2 separate regions of the Homo sapiens genome follow, and region 1 is linked to region 2. A link is a loop called in an ENCODE intact Hi-C map of the cell type or tissue named here. Cell type or tissue: CD4-positive, alpha-beta T cell. All regions are shown on one strand. Each heading gives the region's core, and the rest is flanking DNA. Links, peaks and the distances in the headings are about the cores only.

What was found. A loop is a pair of places that touch in the nucleus more often than their neighbours do. Peaks named below come from ENCODE experiments on the same cell type or tissue, not always from the same donor. Only the 100,000 strongest peaks of a DNase experiment are listed, where the experiment ranks them.
Region 1: it touches region 2 in a loop (2.8-fold over the local background); 11 of 110 quality-filtered maps call a loop at or near these places.

Annotation. Positions count from the first base shown.
Region 1 is chr3:108,485,522-108,493,867 of GRCh38, reverse strand. It overlaps MYH15 (myosin heavy chain 15), which reads left to right. Exons shown (of 41, transcript NM_014981.3): 8 at 691-754; 9 at 1,273-1,368; 10 at 7,342-7,445. Among named protein-coding and RNA genes, the nearest start is that of MYH15, 21 kb to the left of the region's middle. In CD4-positive, alpha-beta T cell, for the core only: CTCF peaks have their summits at 3,809 and 4,016 (motif pointing left); a DNase peak (open chromatin) is centred at 3,977.
Region 2 is chr3:108,819,138-108,827,427 of GRCh38, reverse strand. It overlaps TRAT1 (T cell receptor associated transmembrane adaptor 1), which reads right to left and starts at 4,642. Exons shown (of 6, transcript NM_016388.4): 1 at 4,494-4,642. The coding sequence starts at 4,500. In CD4-positive, alpha-beta T cell, for the core only: no CTCF peak of the experiment used is centred there; DNase peaks (open chromatin) are centred at 4,727, 5,187 and 6,647; H3K4me3 peaks cover 6,653 bases; H3K27ac peaks cover 5,073 bases.

The DNA.
Region 1 (8,346 bases), core at 306-8,305, 330 kb after region 2:
GCTTAAAACCTTACAATGTCTCCCAAGCACACATAAAATAAAACTCTACCCTTTCCCGTGTTCTACATGGCTTAGATGATATGGAGTTTGTCTACCTCTTCGACTCCATTTTATGCCCCCCCTTTCTCTGACTTTCTAAATTCTAAGATATTGGCTTTTCTTGTGATTTTATGTCAGAGCTGTTGCAGTAGCTGCTTATCCAGTAGACTATAAGATTCATGAGGGTAGGGGCCATGTCTATTTTTTTTGTGCGGTATCTCCAGTGCCTAGAAGGTTACCTGGATCTTAGTAGATGCTCAATGAATGTTTGTTGCATGAATAAACAAATATGCTGAGGAAATATTTTTCTCATCTTTAGATAAGAACAGTGAGGCCCAGAGAGATTTCACAATGCCCACAAGAATACACAGGTAGCAATCAGCAGATTTGGGGCTACAAGCCAGAACCACTGCTAGTCCTGACAATCATTCTGGCTTCCTCCAGATATTAGCTGGTGCTGTCTCATCTCAAACCCACATTGCATTTTTCTCTTCTTTTCTTTTCTTTCTTTCTTTTTTTTTTTTGTTTGTTTTTTACTTCTGGGGAAGTAGTCCTTTTGAGAGTTACATATAATGAAGCCATTGCAAGTGCTTGGAAAATGTGAATAGGAAACTGTGTTTTGTGTCTGACTGTGTTCTGTGTCCACACTAGGGCAAATTCATCAGGATGCACTTTGGTGCCAGAGGCATGCTGTCATCTGTGGACATTGATATCTGTAAGTAGTCATTGCACTGTCTGATTACTTTTTTCTTTTCTTCCCTTCCTTCCCTTCCCTTCTCTTTCCTTCCTTCCTTCCTTCCTTCCTTTTCTTCTTTCTTTCTTTCCTTTTCTCTCTCTCTCGTTCTTTTTCTCCCTTCCTTCCTTCTTTTCTTTTCTTTCTTGACAGGGTCTTACTCTGTTGTTCAGGCTGGAGTGCCGTGGCATGATCATGGCTCACTGCAGCCTCGAATTCCTGGGATCAAGCAATCCTCTACCTCAGCCTCTCAAGTAGCTGCAGCTACAGGCATGTGCCACCATGCCCAGCTAATTTTAAAAATTTTTCTTTGTGGAAATGGGGTCTCACTATGTTGCACAGGCTGTTTTCAAACTCCTGGCCTCAAGTGATTCTCCTGCCTTGGCCTCCCAAAATGCTGGGATTACAGTTGTGAGCCACTGCGCTCAGCCTGATTACTTTTCTTCTACATTTTGCAAGAATGCCTAAGTATGAATTTTTATTCATTTCTCATCATCCAGATTTGCTTGAAAAGTCCAGGGTGATTTTCCAGCAGGCTGGAGAGAGGAACTACCACATATTCTATCAAATTCTATCTGGACAAAAAGAGCTTCATGGTAAGTGTAGGATTCTGGAGCTTAGGGTTATTCCAAAACAAGAAAAATAAGTCATATTTGGGGGATGAAAAAGTGTTATTCGGTAAGTTTCTTAGCCTATTTAGACCTCAGTATATTCATCCTTAAAACTTAGGGAATTGAATCAATTATAGAACTAGTGTTGTATAATTTTATATGGACAGACAGTAAATAGCAACACTTCTTTTTCAATTTGGTAGCAAAAAGAAGCAGAGTATTTGGAAATGGGTAGGATGCCCAGCAGAGGTGAGTGAGTGTGTGTGTGTGTGTGTGTGTGTGTATAAAAGCATTAATTTAAGGCCTTAATTAGAGCTACATGGGTGGTATAGATAAGGACCAGGGGAGGGAAATAGCATCATAGTGTGTGGTGGTCAATGGGAGTTTTCTCTCTTTTTTCTTTTTTAATAGAGATGGGGTTTCACCATGTTGGCCAGGCTGGTCTCAAGCTCCTGGCCTCAAGAAATCCTCCCACCTTGGCCTCCCAAAGTGCTGGGATTACAAGTGTGAACCACCGTGTCTGGCTCAGGGAGTTTTATAAAGAAGGGGAATTTAGGTTGGGATATGAAGAATGGGAAGGGGATTCAGTCAGACAAAGTGAAGAGTGGAGGCTACTTCTGGTAGGAGGAAGAGTGTACACAATGTTGGGAAAGGGCAAAGCAGGAGCAGGGAACAGAGAGACCAGGTTGATTAAAGGAAAAGGTTTGCACAGAGGAATAGTGGAGATTTTATTCCGATGGTTTCTGAACTCAGGGAGTTGGCAGAGCAAGTGTGTTGTGGGGGGTGCGGCAATAGGAGGTCATGATTTATTGAAGGCAGTGTTTGGGACGATTAAGCTGGTAATGGGCAGGATGGTGTGGAGGCAGAGACTTGGATGGAAGGGATTGCAAATGTCCCAGTATGAGATGACAAGACAGTGATCTAAGAGAGTGTCTGAGAATGGAAGGGTGGGGGAAAAGGGATAGATGCATGGAAGAATAGACAGGTCTTGGTAGAGACTGAATGTAAGAATGAGGAAGAGTGATGAGTCAGTCAAAAATATCCCCAAGTTTTGTGATTTGATTAGGAGAATGATAGTGCCATAAACATAAAATAAGAAAAAAAATGTGGAATAAGGGAATGAATTTCATGTATTTATTCAACAAATATTTATTATGGAGCTGCTATGTGTACACCAGGCACTGCTTTTTAATCATAGGGGGTACAGTGGTGAACGAGGTAGACAGGCCTCTGCCCATATGAGCTTATAGTCTAGTATGGAAGACAGGCAACAAATGAGTAAAGAATACATGATCTAGGCTGGGCGTGGTGACTCCTACCTGTAATCCCAGCACTTTGGGAGACTGAGGCAGATGGATTGCTTGAGGTCAGGGGTTTGAGACCAGCCTGGCTAACATGGTAAAAACCAGTCTCTACGAAAAATACAAAACTTAGCCAGGCATGGTGGCAGGTGCTCGTAATTCTGGCTACTCAGGAGACTGAGGCAGGAGAATCACTTGAACCCAGGAGGCGGAGGTTGCAGTGAGCTGAGAATGTGCCAGTGCACTTTAGCCTGGGCAACAGAGTGAGACTCTGTCTCAAAAAAGAAAAAAAAAAAACCATGATCTAATTTCTTTGTAGGTTATATGGCAGGTCTATAAAGAACAATAAAGTACAGTGAGGGGACAGAAAGAAATGGGGTTTGGTAGGGTTGTGGATAGTTCTATTTTAGATGAAATTGTCAGGGAATTTCTCTGAAAAGACAACATTCTTTGCAGACACCTCAATGAGTAAGGGAGCAAGTAGGCAAAGATTTCCAGGAATAAAATCCCAGGAGGAGGGAACAGTGAGTACAAAGGTCCTGAGGCAATAATGCATTTGATTTATTCTTGGAATAGCAAAATGGCCACTGTGGGTGGTAGAGTAGAGAGGGTAACGTAGGGTAAAATAGGCAGGGGCCAGACCATGCAGTGCATTGCAGGCCATGGCAGACCATTTAAAGTGGCATAGGAAGTCATTGGAAGGGGAGAACTACACGCTGATTTGATTTCCGAGGTATTGCATTTGAGGTAAGCCTTTGAGGACAACAATGCTCCCACAGAAGTGGACATAGGGTAAGATTACAGATCCAGGCTAGTAAACTGATGGGAACAATTCTCCCAGTCCATTATGCTTAGACTAAGTATGGTATAAATCTAGCAGTGTTTTGACTACTTGGTTTTTAAAGTACCCTTACCAAATGGGGAAAGCTCTGCAAACGAGACAATTATTTTTGCCATAGATGTAATTGGTGTCATGTAAGCAGCACGTATTCTCCTCCCCACCTTCTCTCCACCTCAACCTGGAACAGGATTTTTTTTGATCTTCCATTGATTAGTCCTATCAAATCTAACACTCTTGACATGTGTTTCTGGATGGTATAGAGCAACTGACACGTAAGATCTAATGTGGGTACCAGCAGAGACTGCAAGATTATTTTCAGAGCAACTCTGTTTACTAATAGAAGCATCTGATGCCTTTGGGCTGCTATGGAAAATGCATGCTTATCCTGAGTTCATTTATCTTCTTCGGTCTTTGGGGGTTGCTGAGATTGATTACTGTGCAAAGTCTGACATCTGGTGGTCCAAATTGGGTATTGTCAGTCTACCTGTTTTAGCACCCATTGTCCTTTTGGGGGACATTTTAAAAGATGATCTGGAACTCTTACCATCCATGTTTGCTAAAGAAGAGCTTCAGAGTATCCTGAGGCTTAATACAAGAGGGCATATCTTAACGATATGAGGATGATGTCCACATATCCTGAAATATGAGGATTTGTCCATACTACAAAAGAATTGGGTATGGAAATCACAGCAGAGAGGCTGGTCACCCACTGAAGGAGCGAAGGAAATGAGGTGACATGTTACCTCAGAGCCAGCCCCTATTTGACCTCTACATGGCCATGAGCACCCCTTCACTCCTTTGCTCTCAATTATATCTGACCCTTGTTCCAGGCATAGCTAAGGCTCATTTCTTCAGTTCTTTTGGACAGGGCTCATTCAAAATCCTTAGTTCTTACTGCCGTCTGTATAGCTTGGTCCTACATATATTTTCCCTTTTCTCCTCTTTTTCTTTTGACTTTTTTTCTTTCTATTTATTTATTGTGTCTATTCTTGCTATTCAACTAGTGTATAAATTCCAGGAGTGATGGTAAGTGACCAAGAGGTCCTTCCGTCCTGGAATCCTTGACATTTGGCCTCAACCCTGTGTATTCACTTCATAAAGTATACAACAATTGTGCATCATCAAGAGAGAATCTACTGAATGAACAGGAAAAAATATTTGCAAACTGTACATCTTATAAGGGCTGAATATCTAAAATATATAAAGAACTCAACTCAATAGCAAGAAAACAACTGGATTAAAAAATGGATAAAGGACCTGACAGACATCTCTCCAAAGAAGACATGCAAATGGCCAACAGGTCTATGAGAAAAGCCTCAACATCAATAATCATCAGGGAAATGCAAAGCAAAAACCATAATGAGATATTGTCTTACTATCAGAAGGCAAGAGATAACAAATGTTGGCAAAGATGTGAAGAAAAGGCAACCCTTTTTCACTGTTGAGTCAACTGTAAATTACTACAGTCATTATGAAAAATGGTATGAAAGTCACTCAAAAGATTACAAACAGAACTACCATATGATCCAGTCATCTACTACTGGGAATACATCCAAGGGAAATGAACTCAGTATCCTGAAGAGGTATCTGTACTTCCATGTTCAATGCAGCATTGTTCACAATTGCCGAGATAGAGAAAAAACCTAAGTGTCCATGAAGGATGACTGGATAAAGAAAATGTGGTATATATACACAATAGGATACTATTATGCCTTTAAAAAAAGAAGGAAATCTTGGCTGGGTATGGTAGCTCATGACTGTAATCCCAGCACTTTGGGAGGCCCAGGAGGGAGGATTGCTTGAGCCCAGGAGTTCAAGGTCAGCCTGGGCAACATAGCAAGACCCCGTTTCTACAAAAAATTTAAAAATTAGTTGAGCATGGTGGCATACACCTGTGGTCTCAGCTACTAGGGAGGCTGAGGTGGGAGGATCACTTGAGCCTGGGAGATTGAGGCTTCAGTGAGCTGTGATCATGCCACTGCACCTTAGCTTGGGTGACAGAATGAGACCCTGCCTCAAAAGAAAAGGAAAGAAAATCTTGTTATTTTTGTCAAGTATGGCAACATGAATGAACCTGAAGGACATTATGCTAAATGAAATAAGGCAGGGACAGAAAGACAAATACCACATGATCTCACCCATGTAGAATCTAAAAAAGTTGAATAAGTTCAGAAGATCTATTGTACAACATAGTGATTATAGTTAATAACAATGTATTATATACTTGAAATGGCTAACAGAGTAGATTTTAAATATTCTCACCACAAAAAAAAAAGTATGTGAAATGACAGATACATTACTTAGCTGGAATAAGCCATTCCACAATGTATACATGTATCAAAACATCATGTTGTACACCATAAATATATACAATTTTAAATTGTCAATTTAAAAAATAAAAATCATTTCAAAAACAAGTACTGTAAAAATTTTTACAGGATATTTTTATTAAAATACACATATTCACCTTCTGCTGGATTTAAGCTAGGCCAATTTTATTTTTAAAGTTTTATAAAACAAATTTATTGATGTTCTTTTCACCTAAAGTACACTGCACGTGTTTTAAGTATATAACAGGTAAGTGTTAACATATATATGAGTGTGTATGAAACTGTCACCACAATCAACATAATGCATGTATACTTTCAAAAGTGTCCTTGGATCTTTTATAATACCTCCCTCCTGTCCCTTTTCACTCATTGGAGCCCTCCTTTCCCAGCCCCAGTCCCTAAGTAACCACTAATATGCTTTCTGTCACCACAGATTAGTTTGCATTTTCTAGAATGTTTAAAGACAAAATCATAGAGTGTATATTCTTCTTGTCAGGCTTATTTTACCCAGCATAATTATTTTGAAATTCTTCCATGTTCTAGCACGTATTTATAGCTTATTCCTTTGTTTGCTGAATAATAATCCACTGTATGAATATACAACAGTTTGTTAACCCATTCAACTGCAGATGGTTATTTGACTTGTTTTCTAACAAAACTGCTATGAACATTTATGTAGCCCAATTTCTTTGTTTCTGAGATTTGGAGTTCAAGATAACCGATTTTCACTTTATTGAGCAATAAATAGAAAAATAAGATCAGCTCAAAAAAACTTCACTGGGAGCAAGTGTTGGACAGTGAAAGGTTAATGTGATTCTGCCAAGTCAGCTGATGATGCGCGGCTGACAGCCTGCCTCTGCTTCAGCCTGGATTATGTTTCCTGACTAAGTGAATCATGTCAGGACTCTTAGACATATCAGGGTGCAGCACTGAACACAGCAGCTGATTTATGGATCCCTTGAAAGACAGACTCAGTTCTCTAATAGCGAGGATGTGATGTGACAGGGTTGCCCTGCTAATGTTCCCTGGGCGCTGACCCCAGCTTCTGGCTGCTTCGTAGCTTTTGAAGCTCAGGTCTGTTCTACTTATAATTTTACAAAATACTTTTATCCTCCAGCCCTCAGTCATAAATCTAGGCCAAATTCCTGTTTTCAGAGTTTTGCCAACACACATTACGTGTCTTTTTGTTGTTGTTGTTGTTGTTTGTTTGTTTTTGTTTTTTTTTACACCAATTGAAACTGCTGCAATTGAATCCGCTTTTTGAATTTGCCAGCCTGTCTTCTCTTGGGAGGCATTAACACATGACTGACAAGTTAATAGAGGGCAAACATTGATTGTAGAAGTTTGGGTCTAAAATATGGATTTTATTTTGGCTTGTTTACAAGTATGATATAAACTGTAGACTAAACTGCGAATATTGACCAATTATTTTCTAAGGCCTTGCAGATTTCTTTAAGCTGTTTAACGAATCGTTTTCCCACTCTAGACCTGCTCCTGGTATCTGCAAATCCCTCAGACTTCCACTTTTGCTCCTGTGGAGCAGTTACTGTGGAGAGCTTGGATGATGCTGAAGAATTGCTGGCCACAGAAGTAAGGCTTGTTAGTTGTCAAAGCAAAATCTGGTAATGGCAATGAGAAATGAAAGACAGAATCTTAGAGTTCTGTTCTTAGGGACCCAGAGAAGTGGTCTTGCTTCCGTAGGGGTGTAGGGCTGCTTCTGTCCAAAGTTTACTTATTTATGAGAAAACTGCACATTGTCAATATAGTAACTTTGGAAGCTATGAAAAAGTAGAAAGATATTTCAACTCAATGGCAAACATCTCTTTTATTTGGTGTATATCTTTACAGTTTTTATTCTGTTTTTATCTATTTGCAGCTGCTTTTGTATGGTCATGTTAGTGTTTTTTGTTTTTTACCAAAAGACTGTAATTATGCTGCATAGACATTTGGCATATAGAATTTGCTTTCTCAGTTTAATCGTTTAAGCATTTCAAATATCGTTAGGAACTCTTCATAAACATTTAAGTGGATACTTAAGATTTTATCAGGCATTTGTCCTGTTGTTTATTGAGCTATTCTCTTAGTGTTAGACTCAAGTTTTTTTTCACTCCCACTGAGGTGAATATCTCTGTAGCTAAACACTTTTTCTGTATATCAGATTCACCTTATGCTAGATTCCTAGAAGTGAAAATACTAAGGATTATGAATTTTTTATAGTCTCTTGGTACATATTCTAAATTAACCACTAGAAAGATTGTACCAATTTTTTCCCTCCTGGGGTGTATGAGAATGCACACCTTGTGCAGTGGATTCTTAGGATGCAATTTTATGGTGAGGTGGCTTTTCTTAAACCTTTCTTTTCACCAGTCTTTGAAATGTGTCTCCTCTGGAATAAAGTCAGAACCTGTGGGATCACAGAAACAAGCAACTCAGCAGATATGGTGCTTTCTGCCATAACCACGAAAGGCAAAATAATTGACCTCATATAGCC
Region 2 (8,290 bases), core at 1-8,000:
AAACGTACACACACACACACACACACACACACACACACACACATACACACATACTTTATACCTCCCCTTACCCAGTAATTCTAAATATGCAGTATAAATATCTCCATATTCCTGTGGGTATCTACTTAGTACAGACAGTGCCTCTTAGAATACTGGATGCACAAAGTGCTTAAAATTTTTTACCCAACAAGTGTAACCTTTAGTATCAATATTCATTAATTGTAATTACTTTCATTTATATAGCTTTGATCAATTTAAAAAAACTCCCACACAATTTGAATTCAGCTATTTACACTGTTAAAAAGCCGAAGAACTCGAGAAATTATCAGAGAGGAATGGCAGCTAGGAAAATCATGATTTAAGTTTCTCTCCAGCTTCCAACTACCAGGGGCTAATAGTGGTGGGTTTAATTATAAAACCTCTGACTCCCTTAAAGCCAACAGTAATTGGCAGGCACTGTCTTTGAAATTCACAATTGCATGTGCTCTGGAAGGAAACCCAGCTAAGCAAATATAATGTCTTTCTGCTGGCAGATTTGATTTACACAGAAGCCTTTACTTAAACAATTAGCAATAGAAAAAGCAATAAATATAATGCCTTAATTGTTTTTACTTCAGGCTATCTTTAACTGAGACAAGTGTATGAGTTTATAGTATATTACAGCATATAGCTTCTCTTAATGGCTTTCCTTGGCTTGTAAACTCTGTCAGAGCAATGAACGTCTTTTTGCATTCCATGAATGTGTATATTTATTTTAGGCACCCAGAAATCTCAATAGCAGTATTATGATCCCCATGAGTCTACTTATAAAATGAGTTTTTCTTACCATGGTGGTGGTTGGTGCTAAATAAGGCACATTCTTGATGATTTTTTGAACGTGACACATGATCACTACACGCACAATCCCAACCACTACCCATCATCCCACAATAAAAGACATTTGAATCATGGATATTAGCACAGGAGGGGGCTCGCAAATCAGTTCCAGGCTTTCAAGTAAAATACCATGCTGTTTTTAATGCAAATCTGAAATCCACTGACCTTATGTGTCTATTATGAACAGGGGGTTATTTGAGAAGTAAATGGTGTGTGTTGGGGAGTGGGCTGTGATGGGGAAAGAGAAAATAGTAATATTAGCTTTGGATACCTATTTTCAAACTGTGGAAAAGGGAATGAGAGTAGTCACCAGTTGTGTGGCTGAATCTCACTAAGACAATTGTAAAACTGGATTTCATATCTTCATCTGTGTTACATTAAGGCTACCTCTTCCTAGCACATCATGATTCCCCTCAATCAATACTTTACTTAATTTAATTGAAGAAAGTATAAATATGAGAGTGAGGTGGAGGACAGAAGAGAGTAAATTATGATTCCTCCAATGCTAGACTCTTCATTGCTTCTACAATTAAACTTTACCTGAGATTGGTAAACCTCAGAAATTCTACTGAGATTAAAGTGCTGCTGTAGATGAACTTGTCTTTCTCTGTATTTAGTGACTTCATTTATATGTATACTTATTGTTTCTTATTTGAGAAGAACCTTAGTAAGATCCTCTGAAGATGGCATGGTTGTATGGCAACTTTCATCCAATAAAATACTTTATGATGTTTCTTTTAATATTTCAAGAAGGCCTATTAATTTTGTCATCTCTTCCCTTTAATTCAGGAATGCTGAGAAGATTAAGTGTAATCAAAAATGTCTGGGAAAGTGCCGAATAATGATTTCTCTTATTCACTAGCAACTTGGGGACATTTATTTCTTGGAACTATGATCTTTAATTGACAATCTTTCCTGGATTGACTTTCCTTAAAAACACTGCCCAATTCATAATATTACCTAAATTAAATGGAGAAACATTGTCTTTGACCCATCTGAGTTTAAAAGATAATTTACACGTTAGTCCCACCTAGTCTCTAAAAGAAAGGATTTCATTGTCCTCAAAAGGTGATGAGGCTCAAGAGAAGATAAAACTGAGTAAAGACAATGAGACTCCTTTTTTTTAAAAAAAATGAAGATGAGTAAACTAAATTGTGAATCATTATTTAAATTAATGATAGACCAAAGACTTGTTTTCACCATTTGATTCCATTAATACAGATTTTATGTAAATGCAGAAACACAGCAGGAATTATGATACCAGAACATTATGGATGATGCAGTGACTACAGGCATATAGGTAGGAAAAAAGAAAATACTTGGGTTTTTGTTTTCATACGTAGTTTTACTTAACTAGAAATAATTATTCTTTTGTGTGTGTTCAAATTTATTTTATTTTTTATTTTACCTATCTAAATATAAAAAATACTATCATCTGATTCTCTTCCTTCATGTGAAATTTTGTTTTGTTTTGACTTTTAATACCTGTGAGGTTTTTAAATACTTTGTCTTTGCATCTCTTCTGTGAAATTGTAAAAGTTCTCAACTGTTGATGTAGGAGCTCCTGTATTAAACCCAAAGGGGAAGTCTGAACTACAAAATGCGATGGAGGAAATGTTACCATATCTGTTCTAAATTTAGAATTAATTAGTCCTGAAAATAGAGGAATGTCATATTCACCGTCTTTGGTCTTCCCATGCTTTCTGAGTTCCCCATCATCATCAGCTCATGGAATTATACTTAGTAATGCTATGTTCATTTCTTGCAGGGCACTAGAAAAATTGGGACACTTGTTTTTGTTCTTTGCTAAAGTATGAACTGGGAAAGATAAGGAGAGGTATGAAAATTGTATGCCAGCTTATGGTCCCTGTGTGATTTATGTAATCAATTGGTTTTAAGATCCATCAAACAGAACAATGGAAGCCAATTCACAGAAATTATAATATATGCAATCTTTACTCCATAGCTGGCCTATACAAATTGGTATTAAAAGTACAAAGCATACTAATTAAGCAAAAGAGGTCATCAGACTATCACAAATGATAGCTATAAACAGTTTAAAAATCCATGCAAAAATGTTCAACCTCATTATAATCAAAGTAATGCATATTGAACAATGAGTTAGCATGTTGTGCTTATGAGATTAGTGACGATTTTTTAAAGGAGATCAGCCTGTGAAGGAGAAGCACTGCTAGAATGAGAGGGAATTGGCATCACTCTTGGAAAAGCAATTTGGCAATAATGAGACTTAAAATGCCATAATCTCTTAATAATTTCAGTTCTAGAAAGTTTTCTGAAAAAATAACCCTTACTACAGAAAAAGCTATAGAGTTGTTCATCTTTCTGTCATGTAAAAATATTTTTAAAAACTGTATACAACAGGGCTGGGCGCAGTGGCTCACGCCTGTAATCTCAGCACTTTGGGAGGCCAAGGCGGGCGGATCATGAGGTCAAGAGATCGAGACCATCCTGGCCAACATAATGAAACCCTGTCTCTATTAGAAATACAAAAATTAGCCAGGCGTGGTGGCACGCGCCTGTAGTCCCAGATACTCAGGAGGTTGAGGCAGGAGAATCGCTTGAACCTGGGAGGCAGAGGTTGCAGTGAGCCAAGATTGCGCCACTGCACTCCTGCCTGGCAACAAAGAGAGACTCTGTCTCAAAAAAAAACAAACAAAAAAAACTGTATACAACATAAATGTTCAGCAATAAACAAATGACTAAACTATAACTGAATAGATATCATTTTTGTGCATTCATTTAAAATGATTATGCAGAAGTTATATTAAAAGGGACATGGTTATGTTAGTGAAAAAAGCTGGATATATTATGTACATTATTATTTCAGTTATGAAAAGCAAACTATATAGAATGTATATAAATAAAATTTGAAAGGAAATAAAACATATTTTGTGTTTTTAAGGTGATGGAAAATACGTATGAATTTTTAATATATATATTTCACAGTTCTCCCACATTACATAATATGCATGTTTCCTTTTGCAACAAAAAGATGTTTATTTAATAAATTAAAAGTACATAAAATAATACAGGAGGAATGAACCATCAACATGGATTCATAACAGTGAGTCAATATGGATCCAACCCTTTCACAACAGCGAGTGAATATGGATCTAACCCTCATGATTAATCTCACAGCAATTGAATTTTCACTGGCCTTTTCAAAATTGTTGTCTCTCTGAATGTTGACAATTGCATTGCTTTCTAGAAAATACTATAGTGCCTAATCTCTGAGGAATTAGAATTACACTTATCCTGTTTAATAGCTAAACTAAACTAAAGAGGAATACACATAGTCAACAAAAGCTTCTTTAAAAATAACAAGTACTTCACATGGCATAATTATCAGTGAACACTTACTGAACAGCTGTAATTAGATTTACGTTCTAAAATGCTGTCCACATTTTTCTTTCAAAAGAAAAATGTCAACTTATACTCATTAACATGTTTCAAAATATATTTTAATTACACTAAAAGTTATCCAACATTTTTAAAATAACTACTTTCTAAATACTAAGGGTCTTCTCGTTAGGACTTAGAAATTAAGTGAATTTTTAGACACACAAATGGAACAAAAAGTTTAAAATGCCACTTACCTGACATGCTTCTTTTTTTCAGAGAAATCTTTATCTAGCCATAAGACAAATATATGGATTAAAAATCCTCCTACAAACTTTTTTCCTAGGTGATGTTGCTCTGTTATGTTAAAAGCAGCATGACAGTAAAACTTATCTTTATCTGTGCCTCGGATTCTTTTCTCTTCTGTTTCTTAAAATCTTTTGTGTGTACTTTGTTTCAGTTACAAACAGGAAATGTGGTGAAGGAGTTGTCTTGAGTTTTGATCTGAAAACAGTCGACTTAAATTGTGTAACGTGGGAAGAAAAATCCCACACACCTTTGTAATCTGACATTTGAATTTTTATCAATACCTGAGTCTAATTGAAAAATAAATAAATAAAGGTAGGAATTAAACCAGGAGGGATCTTCCTATCTCTGGAGAGAATCCAGTCATCTCTTCACAAGTAAATTCACATGGAAACAAAATAAGATACACTAAACTGATGAGTAAATAGTAAGCAACCCGTGGGTGTGCTCAGCTGTTGTATTTTCTTGAGCCATGATGGAGGACAGGGAGTTAATATTTTTTGAGCACTTAGTATGTATCAGTTGCCTTCTATACCTCATCTTAATGCGAGGCTAGATGCCTGCCTTATTTCCTGACAATCCTCACCTTATCAGTATGAGTTTCTCTGTCCAATCTAGAGCCACCTGACAACAAGCTCCTGTTCTCAACCACCATCCCAGAATCTTAATAGCAGCAGTTCTTACATGTTGGTGTACATAAGTATGCTATAAGATGCTAGTTTAAAATCCTGGGCCCGTCTAAATTAGACTATTTAGGGTGAAGCACTAGAATCTGCATTTTAACAAGCAGATTTTCTGAGTGCATTTTAAATTACATATATTGTATATGATAAGATATTTTAATATAGATGTTCTGGACAATGCTTTTGGAAACTCATATAAGGAATAGAATCTATATTATTCATTATTAAAATTTCATAACTAGAATTAAGCACACCGGCACATCGTAAGTCTCAATAATTGAGACTTACTCTCAGTGATTGAACAAACAAAACCATGGGTGTCTTGTGCTTTCTTTGTCTTCCATTATAGAAAATAACTCCCTAGTAAGCAAAATACAGTGCATCTTATCCTTTGGACAAAGCTGGCTAAACACTAACACATTTTTCCACTTCAATCACTCCCCCCCAAAATATTTTTTGGTGAATCGTTGACTCAGAGGCTGTAAAACTGAAAGAGACCTTGGAGATTCTCTGGTCTAAGCTTCTTTAAAAGGGATTTTTAAAGTATGTTCCATAGAACACTCGGCCTTTAAGAAACGCAGAAGACAAATGTTTCTTCAACAAATATCTTTGGAAAAAATATATAGCTTTATTTTTACCTCCGTAGATGCATATTAAAGGCTTAGGTAAGTCCTGCGAAAAGGAAACCCAAATAATATTTTTATCAGAGTTTTTCTAAACTTATTTGGCCAGAGGACTCTTTGTTCAGCCGCTAACCATTAGCAGAGTGACAGGTTTTATGAAGCAGGCCTGGATGCTGACAGAACAAGACTTCAGGGAACAGCAGCCTCAGGTTCATGTAGGGATCAGAGGACAACAAAGAATCAGAAGGTTTCATCTTAGAATTAGATGGAACGTAGGGAGGAAGACTGCTGAAAAGTTGAATCCCAGACATTCAGGAAGATTCGGGCACCTGATAAATCAGTTTGAGAGGAGAGGGCCTAGTTATGGCCTTGAGGAGTTGAGCTTTGGTCCTGAAAGAGGGTAACTGGTAAGAAAAGTAGAAGTCCTAGGCTCAAGAAAGGACTACAGAGGTTACCTAAGCAAGACCTTGGAATATGGGCAAAGTAGATGCCCACAACTCGAGCTTACAGAGGACATTGGAAAGAGAAAGGGTTTCAGGACTGGAAATTTTGGTGCTAGCATTCCTTTGTTAGAACAAAATTATCGCAGAGGATGGGGAAAGAAGGAAGGAAGATGCTTTCATCCCAGCTGATCCATAAAGTGCAATTCCAGAAAAAACGGTGTTTAATTATTATTGGCTGTGAATGGAGAGAAGGTCAACTCAGCAAGAATGACTCAGGCAAAAATGCAGGAACTCTGTGGTTTGCTCAGAAGTATCTCTCAGAGCAGCCCAACAGGAAGAGAGACCCAAAGCAAACCCACCTGTTGGGAGAGCAGCTGTCTAAGGGCTTCCCTGCCTCAAGGGTATGACTTTACCCATACAGCTGCAGGAAGCTGGGGAAGGCAAGAGCAGAAGAGACATTAGGAAGGATATGTCCTGCTTCAGAAAGAGCCTGAAGTACCTGTTGAGTGATTACCTTATGGCTTAAAAGGGTTAATGTACCTCCTATGCATGATTGACATCTCTAAATGGTAAAAACTTAGGCTAATAAATCTGAACCACTTCACAGTTTCTAATTATTACAATATTTTTGAAAAGTGATCTTCATTACAATGTTCCATTCCATAGATTTAAATAATCTACGGAGATGTAACAAGATTGTCCAAGGTCACACAGGAAGTCCGTGCCTGCACATTAGTTAGCTCCATAGATGTTTGAAATTTGCCAGGAAAAAAAAAATAGCTTTTCATTAAATATAGATGGCTGAGCACATGGAAACATTATCAGAATATAAAAAAGCATATGGATATTTATTTGTTATAAAATATATTAGAAAGTGCATTCAGAGATTTGAATGATGGCTTCATGAGCCATGTTTAAATCATAAATAAACATGAGGCCTCTGTAGTACTTTTTAATGAGATGGGTTATCAAAATGGAATTTCAAAGAAAGCTAGACTAAGCAGAAATGTCTCGACAAGCTTAAAGCAGTTAGAGATGTTGTAGGAAATTTTGGGGGGAGGTTTTGATGGGCACCTGCCAAGAAATAAAAATATTAAGGCCAACAAAATTGATGTTTTGTTGCCAAAAGAAAATGAAAAACATGTCAAAATGGCAGCTGCCATTCAGAGTTTCAGAAAAATGGGTCAGAGTGTAGAAAGAGGCCCAGTTTTTCAAACTTCTTTTTTGATGATCATCTATCATTTTTATAATTAATTTTCATCACTATAATGTATTTTCTTATATCTGCGTGTGTGTGTATATATGTATATATGTATACATATATAGATATATATATACACATATATATTCATATATATATATATATATATATATAGAGAGAGAGAGAGAGAGAGAGAGAGAGAGAGAGAGAGAGAGAGGGTTTCCAAGCTGTTGAATAGATATTGTATTTACAAATGTATTTAGCTATTGTTTAAATTACTTACAATAACATGCACTAGTGTTATAATTGGAATAAAAGCTGTGCCCTTATTTTAAAGGCTCTTTATAATATTTGTTTTATTGAAACACTACTTACTTCTCTGTAATTTTTATTTATTCTGGTGAATTGCTGTTTAGTCATACTGAAGCTAGTACAAAGTAAGCAAACAGCTTGATGAGAGAAAGGAGTGGAGGGGCCACCTGGGCTATCAATTATGCTATTTTCAACAGTGAAATTATTCAAAATTGATTATGAGGTTGCAATTGATTCTGATTAGGCTATATTAGTATTTATATTTTCATTGAGTTTAGACTATAAGGTCCTCCAGAAAGCATGACTATTCAGACAAAAAAGGTAAAAGCAAATTAAAAGCAATAGAACAATGCATAGACTTAGCATCAGATTTTTCTCTTTTTATTACAAGTATCATGCCTTACAGAACAAGAAGTCTTAAAAATTAAACACTAAAAATATCCTTTATTTTTAAAGCATTTTACAAGATTACTGTTATAAAGCATA